Linked DNA regions of Mus musculus: region 1 is linked to region 2. The links are chromatin contacts, found by POLR2A ChIA-PET in ENCODE. All regions are on one chromosome and are shown on one strand. Each heading gives the region's core, a stretch centred on a gene start or an enhancer-like site at or near the end of the contact. The rest is flanking DNA. Distances are from core to core; before and after follow the strand shown. Region 1 holds the start of Pop7 (processing of precursor 7, ribonuclease P family, (S. cerevisiae)). Region 2 holds the start of Fis1 (fission, mitochondrial 1).

What was found. ChIA-PET counts read pairs that join two places held with the same protein, here RNA polymerase II (POLR2A).
Region 1: POLR2A ChIA-PET joins it to region 2 with 10 read pairs in Patski. The contact joins the promoter of Pop7 here to the promoter of Fis1 in region 2. POLR2A ChIA-PET finds 5 or more read pairs at or near these places in 2 of 5 experiments (Patski and embryonic stem cell).

Annotation. Positions count from the first base shown.
Region 1 is chr5:137,500,378-137,505,034 of GRCm38, reverse strand. Pop7 (processing of precursor 7, ribonuclease P family, (S. cerevisiae)) reads left to right here and starts at 2,606. Exons shown (of 2, transcript NM_028753.2): 1 at 2,606-2,756; 2 at 2,956-3,596. The coding sequence starts at 2,966. The coding sequence ends at 3,388.
Region 2 is chr5:136,958,690-136,963,469 of GRCm38, reverse strand. Fis1 (fission, mitochondrial 1) reads right to left here and starts at 1,393. Exons shown (of 5, transcript NM_025562.3): 1 at 1,242-1,393; 2 at 339-471. The coding sequence starts at 1,286.

The DNA of each region.
Region 1 (4,657 bases), core at 1,357-3,856, 540 kb before region 2:
TGCACTTCACCCGCTGAGTCATCTCTCCAGCCCTTCTCTCTATAGACAGGTCTCAGACCTAAGCTGGCCTCAGACTTGCTATATAGCCCAGGATGGGACTAGGCCTCCTGCCCTCTACCTCCTGCATGCCTGGACCAAGCGTGCACCACCACACCCAGCTTTGTGCATCCTGTTTTCATATTATTTTGGTTGTTCATAAAAGTTTTCTTTTTGAGACAGGGTCTCACATTGCAGTCTGGAGCGCTCTAGCTTAACCTGGCCTCGAGGCCATGACAATCCTCCTGCCGCAGTCTCCTAAGTGCTTGTATTACAGGGTGAGTCATCGTGCCCAGCTTTAAAGGTTTCTAAATTTTATTTTTAAATTTATTTATTTTGAGTGTGTTTGGGGAGTATATGAGCATGGACATACACTCATAGGAAAGCTTTTGGGAGTGGACTTTTTTCTTCTATTATGGTGGGTCCCAGGGCCCCACCTCAGGTTCTTGGGTTTCACAGTGGGTAGCCTTACCTTAGACCCTCCACCCTTGAAATTTTGATGAACAACAGCTTATCTGTCTTCCCCACCCCACCTCGACCCTGTCTCTGGACTGGTTGCCTGACTAGCCTCTTGAAGAATCCCCTTACATTTTCTCCATTTGTTTTATAGTTAACAGTTTCATATTCAGAGCCACTGGCCACGCTATGGTCTTAAGGCCCTCCCCCACCCTCGGGTCTGTTTCAGAAGCACTCGATACACAGTCCTTTTGCATTGTGCTATGTTTGCATTTCTGTCAAGACAATGAGTTGGCCGGAGCTATAACTCAAATGGTAGCAAGTACACTGCATGAATCAGCTATGCTGGCCCACACCTGTAATTCCCACACTTGGCAGCGGGAGGCAGTTGAGCCAACCTTCAAGGGCACGCTCACTGAGTTTGATGCCAGCCTGGCTGTGAGGCCCTTTCTCCAATGGCTTGGTGTACTTGAGTGTTTCTGAGTTCTCTATTTTATTGATTTTTGTATATATACACCTGCCAACAGCACACTTTTCTTAATGACCGTATTTGCATGGTAAGTCTTAAGGGGCTGGCAAGATGGATCAGTGTGTGAGCTGTGAAGTCCTTGCTGTGTGAGCCTTTGCTCCTCAGAACCAATATAAAGGTTGAGGAATCGACTTCACAACGTGTATGGTCCCTGCACTGCATACACACAATAGCCATAGCTTTAAAAGTAAATATATATTTTTAAATTTTTATATATGTGCCTGTGTGTGTCTGGGCACACACACAGGCCAGAGGAGGGTGTCAGGTCTCCTGAAGCTGGACTTAACATTCAACATGGGTACCGGGAACAAACTCGAGTCCTCTTCAAGAGAGTCATCTTGAAGAGCAGAAAGTGCTCGTAATTGCTAAGACAGTTGAGTCCAACAACGTTACAAAATCATTTTATTCAGTCTATTTATTTGCCATAAGTTTTAGGATAAGTTTATTAAAATGGTGCAGTCGTGCACACCTAAAACATTAGCGCTGGGGAGGCCAAGGCAGGAGCATGAGTTCTAGGCTAGCCTGAGCTACATCGTTAAACCCTATCCCCACCCCCACCCCCCAAAAAAAGATTTTTTGGTTTATATGTGCAACTCTTCCTGAGACTCCTCTAAATGTTCATTAAATATATAGATCAGCTCGGAGTAAACTGAGGTCTAGCATGTCAAACCTTCCATTTTAACCTAAATCCTAGAAGTTAGGGATGTATCTCAGTTGAGTGAGTCCCTGCGGTTATAACCCTGGCACTCACAAGGTGGAGGCAGGGGGATCAGAAGTTCAAGGTTGGCTATATAGCAGAGTGCACACTTCCCTTTCCAGCCTTCAGTCAGATTCAGCCTAGGTAAGTGGCCTGGAGATGTATCTAGGACGAAGCCCCAAAGCAGGCTTCACGCCTTTCTGCAGGGAACGGTCCAAATGCTTTACCATTGCGGGCAGAGATCCAGATTCCCACTAACTTTCAGGGGCTAGGAACCCAAGCACTGCAGTTCCTGTCCCTTCCGCCAGGGAGCGGCCGGTCATGGCTTGCCGGTCGCGGGAAGCAGCTCGAGTGCGGCGGGACAGTTAAGAGGTGTGGCGGGAAGCTGCCAACACTTGGCACCTCATGTGGGTCCCTCGCAGAGGGAGGAGTCCATCATGGTGGACACGATCCCTTCGATTTCTCGGCTTCCGGGGCTGTCAGGACGTCGGGCGGGAGGTCAGCTGTCAACTCCACTGCTCAGAAGTGGGATGGACGTGGACTACAGGCTTCCGGCCCCTGCGATCCCAGCTCCAATGCTGACCCGGGGTCGCTGCCCGAACCCCCTTTTCCAGCCCTGCTTCCCGCCTCGATCCTCGAGTCCCGCCCTGCCCGGGGAGGGGAGAACTGGGCGATCCACGCCACGCCCCTCTTGGGCCCGCCTCTGTCAATTAGCCCCGCCTCTGCTAGCTAGTCCCGCCCTTCGAAGCGCTCACTAGAACCCTGCGAACCCTCAAGTCTCGCGAGCCTTAAATCGCCTTGCGCACGCGCACGAGGAAAGGAGGCGGAGAGTACGGAAGCCTAGAAGGCCATAAGCTTATCGGTTCCGGCTTGGAGCGGGGACGCGCGTGCGCAGTGCGTAGCCCTTGCTGGCGAGCCTGCCCGGCGTTCCTCTTCCGATCCCTTCTCCGTTCTTCTTCTGCATATCGAGGCCAGCGACGTCCACTTGGATCGGTCGGCGAGGCTCACGCGAGTGAAGGGCACTGAGGAAGGAAGAAGGTAGGCGTGGACACGCCGGGAATGGGAACCACGTGATGAATGAATTAAAACTGGGAGTGGAGAAAGCGGAAGTGGAAGGGCTTGAGACACTGGGAAGGAAGAGGGTGTTGAGGGCGCCCCCTTCTGGTTGCACCCTTAGAAAGCCGGGCAAGAAAGGATTCTCCTGACCTCCCTGAATCTTGTTCCTTCTCCATGCCAGGACTCAGAGCATGGCAGAAAACAGAGAACCCCGCTGTGCCATCGAGGCTGAGCTGGACCCTGTGGAGTACACCCTTCGGAAGCGACTTCCCCACCGCTTGCCCCGGAGGCCCAACGACATTTATGTCAACATGAAGACTGACTTTAAGGCCCAGCTAGCTCGCTGCCAAAAGCTCCTGGACGGAGGCACTAGGGGGCAGAACGCATGCACTGAAATCTACATTCATGGCTTGGGCCTGGCCATCAACCGGGCCATCAACATCGCCCTGCAGCTGCAGGCGGGCAGCTTTGGGTCCCTACAGGTGGCCGCCAATACCTCCACCGTGGAGCTGGTGGACGAGTTGGAGCCAGAGACTGACTCTCGGGAGCCCCTGACGAGGGTCAGGAACAACTCAGCCATCCACATCCGAGTCTTCAGGGTCACGCCCAAGTAACTGAAGGGAGGCTGACTTGGACCCACCAAGGCTTCTGAGCACACACATCCATGTGGCCGAGGTTTCTAGTGCTTCATAGTGGCTCTTGTTCTGAGTTCTGTCCTGAGCCTCTTGTTACCTTGTTACTTCAGCCTAGAGGACTGAGAATGGAGAGCCCGAGAAGTGAATCTTCCTTGTCCTGTATAATAAATTATTAAGTTGTGTTGGTGCCGGGCTTCGAATGGCCTCTTTTTCCTAGTGTAATTCTGTGTGTACTTGAATAGGAAAATGGTAGGAAAGAGCAAGTATATAGGCCACAGTAAGGCATCTCACATTGAACCACAGTATGACGGGAATCAAATTTGTTGAGTGTAACACGGAAGCTTAATTGTTACAGTGTGCTCTCAGGAAGATGAGAGAGTAGACTCATCGACTGAGCTAGCTACAGCTGGGATGTATCCGGCTCTCATGGTTCCCAGGCTTGGGAAAAGAGAAGGTTTAAAGGTGAGGGAAGTTCTTTGTGGATATAACTCAGCAAAGGAATCGTGACTAGTGAGTGTTACCTAGTTGCCTAGCATAGGATTAGGCCAGAGGTTCAATTCCTAGTAACCACAAGAATTATGACGGGGGAGGGATGGGGAGATGGCTCAATAGGCAAGGCACTTGTCAAATAATCATGAATATTTGAATCAGCAGAACTCATTTTTCTGCGGAGCATTGCAGCTCTTGAATCCAATTCCCATGCTTCTACAGTGAGATAGGTATCAGAGATGGGCGAATCCTCGCTAGCTTGTGGGCTAGCTGCTCCGGCATAAACATCAGCAGCAAGAAACCCTGGCTCGAAGTGGAAGGTGACTTACACGTAAACTGTAGCACATGTACTGGTACTCACACATACACATGCAAAACTGACGGTTTGTTTGCTGGTAGTCAAACCTAGGGCCTTTTTACCCAAAGTAAGTCTACTGTTGCTGAGCCACGCCCCCAGCTCTTCAGTGGTGGATTCTAAGTAGCCCTTCTACGGCTAAGCCCCTAGCTCTTGAACTGACAGTTTTGACTGTTACACTTGATTCCTGTTCCCGAAGAGCTCATGTGTTGCTGGGCATCGGTAGTCTAGAGTCTGAGATCAACCTAGTTCAGCTGTTTAATCTTTCTTGCCAGCTTGCTTAGATGTAAAATCACCCAGTAGACACTCCTCTGGGCATGTGTTTAGCTGAGGTAGGGAGAACCTGCTCTTTATGTGGATGGCAGCATTCCATCCATGGGCTCGGGGCCCAAACTAAATACCGA
Region 2 (4,780 bases), core at 144-2,643:
AGCTTACTCTCTATACAGACTCGGATGGCCACACTCAGCTGCTGCTGTGGGTGCTGGGGATTTGAACCCAGGTCTTCATGCCTGGACAGGATGCACTGAGTCTCCCCAGCCTGAGAGCATTTTTTCCTACAGCATTTTCCATCTGAATGACTGTTCAGATGCTGGGGACGTAGAGAATCAATCTAGCCCTTTCTCCAAGTGAAGTTACTGGTGGTTACTGAATGACAAATGTGCTGTAAGGTGAGGGTTCTGTGTTGGAAAGGGTCCTGGAGGGGTGAGGTCAAGCACAGTAGAGGTCAGGCTGGCTGGCGGCTGGAAAGTGGGGCCCAGCGCCTTACCCTCCAGCAGCACGATGCCTCTGCGGATGTCCTCATTGTATTTGCTTCGAACCAGGCACCAGGCATATTCAAATTGCGTGCTCTTGGACACAGAACCAGCTGCCTGCTCAGACTGAAATTTCCTTTCAAAATTCTGTCATTAGAGAGAAGAGTGACCATTTAGCAACAAAGAGCAGCAATCATTCTCCAGCTAACTTGATGTCTGAATCCCAGTTAGATCATATTTTCCTCCCTGCCGCCTTTCCCTTGTAGATCTTGGTACCCCGAAGCTTCTGTCATCTCCACCCCTGGGTCCCATGCTGTGTCCTCCCCTTCGGAAGGTCCGTGAACCCAGCCCCTAGTGGTACCAAGAGGAGATGCCACCTGGTGGCAGCTGGAGGCACTGCTCCCAAACCAGCTGACCCCAAGTGTCTGAAGAGTAAACATACTGTCCCAGAGCTAAACGACCTCCTACATGGCCTTTCCCTTGAGGCCGCTGGTCCCGTCCCACCCTACTCTTTTGGGCCTGGATCTGCCTTACTTTAATTCTAGGAGAGGAAAGAAAACACAGCTACAAGGATGCGGTGAAAATAGCACCGTGAGGAACTAAACACTAGCGAAAATTTACACCAGTGACTATACTACTCCATCCCTGCACACGAGTACCCCAAATTCCCAGCTCTGCATCACACTAAGACCCCAGGCCTAGGTCTGAGTTGCTGAAACCCGGGAAGCTACAATTCCCGTCAGGCCTAGGGACACGAAGCCGATTCCCACAAGAAGCAGGATGCCGCAGAGGCTGCTGGGAGCCGTAGTTCAGCTTGCCAAGAAAGACGAAACCGGCACTGGTTAGCCTCAGTCAGCTCTCCTCAGGAACTGCCCTTTCCAATTCTGCCCTTCTCCTTCCTCCGTCCCAGACCTTACCTTCAGATCCTCCACAGACACCAGCTCGTTCAGCACGGCCTCCATGGCCGCCGCCCCTGAAAGCCTCACACTAAGGTCTCTACTGGGCCACAGTCTCCATGGTCCAGTAGCAGGGGCGGAGAGGCACTTCCGGCATCGACCTGTGGAGGCCCCGCCCCTTCCTCCTTTGCCTTGGGGCGGGCGGGGGCACTAGTGCCTACGCTGGGATACTTTGCTCTCTTTGGACTCCCCTGATGTCCTAGATCCTCCCTGCATCACATTATCCTAGGAACCAGTGTAAGAACCCCTCACTCTAGGACCCTGGATTATCTTCAATGTTTGCAATAAAATCCTAATGAGTACCAGGGGCCGGAGGGTCTCAGTGTAGTCTCTCACAAAGAGATGCTCAGTCTCTCATAAAGCAAGAGGAATTGGTAGCTATACCCTCTCCATGCTCCACGCACTCCCCCACCTCCCCCCTCCGAAAACTTGGGTCACATGACCATAGTGGACAGCCATTCTTAATAGGATTCTGAAGAAAACCCAGGAAACACAGTCCAGGGTTAAAGGCCCATGGATGGCTCTCATGTTCTGTTGCCAGACCCCACATAGCTCACAACTGCCTGGGTTCCAGCTATAAGGGGAAAACTTGGGTCACATGATCCGCCTGCCTCTGCCTCCTGATTGCTGGGATTAAAGGCACACACCACCACCCAGCTCAGCCTGCTCTCTTATAGAACCCAGGACCATTAGCCCAGGGATGGTACCACCCACAATGGACTGGGTCCTCCCCCAGTTATGTAAATGCCTTGGAGCCAGATCTCATGGAGGCATTTTTCTCAATTGAGGGGCCCTCCTTTGAGAGAGCTCTAGTTTGGGTGTCAAGCTGACAGAGGACTAGCCAGCACACTCGCTGTCCCTTGCCCTATGATTCTGAAACCTCCAGTAATCACAGGCACTCTGCATGTGCCTGCCGTCTTTGCTATTCAGAACATCTATCTTCTAGCCCTGCCGTTGCTTATTGGTTGATTCATTCATTTTTGATTGAGCATTTCCTAAGTGTCGGTCACTATTTAAGTACAGGGATTGGCACTGAGAAAAAGAAAACTCCTATCCTTATGCATCTAATGTGGGGAGGGGGAATGGTCATGCAGGCTTTCATCCTAGCGCTTGGGAGGTGGAGGCAGGAAGAGGAGGAAGTTTAAGATCATCCTTGGCTTAGCAAGTTGGAGTCCAGCCTGGGGTAGGAACTCTTCTTGGGAGCCAGACAATCCAAGGCTTTCTCAGAGGCCTGGGTGAAAGGGCAAAAGGAATGTCAGCTCTGTGTCACTGTCCACAGGCAGACTTGGCAAGGTCTGAGGCTGGGGCCTGGGCCTCACAGGAGTGAGGGTTGCAGTTTGTCGGGATCCTACTCTCTTCCTGGCCTATGGCTATTCGTCCTTAGATAGACGTGTATGTCTGAGGTATCCTGTGTTCTCGTTGCCAACGTTGTCTAATTTAGCTACTTTGGGCCATTCTCCCCCTACAAATAGCACATAAGATGCTGTATTTTGGGCTGGAGAGATGGCTCAGCGGTTAAGAGCATTGACTGCTCTTACAGGGGTCCTGAGTTCAATTCCCAGCAACCACATGGTGGCTCACAACCATCTGTAATGGGATCCGATGCCCTCTTCTGGTGAGTCTGAAGACAGTGACAGTATACTTATACTTACATGCATAAAATAAATAAACAAATCTTTAAAAATAAATAAACAAACAAATGAACCAACAAAAACCCTGATCCCTTAAGATGATACACCTTAGACCTCAGAAGAGCGTGTTGGATCCCCCCACCCCACCCCACCCCCGCCCTGGAGCTGGAGTTACAGGTAGTCATGAGCTACCTGACATGGTGTTTTAGGGTTTCTATTACCACGGAGAGACATCATGATCCTGGCAACTCTTTGCTTGTTTGTTTGTTTGCCCTTCCAGAAGCCCTGGGCTCAGTTCCCAGTTCTGTCAGGTGGTTCACCACCTCCCAGAACTCCAGTGTTGGGGATCGGGTGCCTTTGGCCTCTGTGGGCACCTGACATGTACACAGAAGCACATACATTTGTACATACAAAGTAGATCTTTTTAAAAATGAAAAGCAAACAAAACCGCAAACATTGTGGCAAAGTGACAGATATATAAAATTTGGCCTCTGACCCACGGTCCCCAGGATCCCTGTTTTTTTTTTTTTTAATTTTTAATTTATTTATTATATGTAAGTACACTGTACGTGTCTTCAGACACTCCAGAAGAGGGAGTCAGATCTCGTTACAGATGGTTGTGAGCCACCATGTGGTTGCTGGGATTTGAACTCCAGACCTTCGGAAGAGCAATTGGGTGCTCTTACCCGCTGAGCCATCTCACCAGCCCGGTTTTGGTTTTTTTAACACGGGGTTTTCACTATGTAGCCCTGGCTGAAATGGCCTCTGTGGCTCAGAATAACTTTAAACTCATACAAATCAACTGCTTCTGCCTCCAAATGCTGGAATTAAAGGTGTGAGCTACCACACCCAGTTAGGATCCCTGACGGAGGTCGCAGGGGCGCTGTAGTTCTGAATGCCTTGCATCTTCCTGAGGAATGGGAGCGACTTAATTCTCACTAACTGGGCCCTGGGTGGTTTTCAGGATGGAGGCTGGTCACAGGAGAATCCAGTCCAGATGAAAAGCTTGGAACTTTGTGTCTAACCCACCCCTCCTTCACTAGGGAAGGGAGAGGGCTGGAGAGAGTCAATAATTAATCAAGTGAAGCCTCCCATAAACGGCTCTCAACTGTGGAATTCAGAGCTGCTGTGCCAGCAGTCACGTGGAAGAATCATGAAAACCGTGCATGAATTACTCTGTCCCCATACAGCCCATGCACCTGGTCTTTTCCTAAGAAACCAGGGGTGACGAGTGCTTCCTTGAATGCCCAGCTGTTATAGCTCTTTCTCCATCCAGAAGCTCTCAATGTGAACCCAGCCACCCAGAAGTACCAGGGGCAACCTGGGCTTGTGAGGGCAGTCTGAAGCAGGCTCTCTAACTTGTGGGTTCAGATGCCAGCTCACGTGAGTGTCAGCACTGAACTGGAGGACAGACACCTCCCTCCACCCACAAAACAGGGTTCACAGAGTGGAGCATCACCTGGGAGCTAGAGAACTCAGGTGTGGGTAGATGTTTGGGGAGAAGTAATTTTCTCATTTAGATGATGGGGGCTGGGGCTGGGACTCAGAGGGCAGAGTGCTGTCTAGTAAGCATGTGTCCTGGGTTTGTTTGGTCACTAGCACAGAAAGATGGCTCAGTCAGTACAGATGCTTGCTGTCAAACCTGATGACCTGAGTTTGGTCCCCAGGACCCATATGGTGGAAAGAGACAACTTTCCCCATGCTGTCCTCGCATCTCTGCACTCAGACTGTTGCATGTCAACCCTCCACAACAGACCAACAAATGTGCATGCAGGGGATGGGGCCCACTGCAAAGGAAAACGAAACCCATGACATAATCTGGAGAGTTGAGAGCACACGAAACGTAACAAGGAAGGGACTGAGGACAAG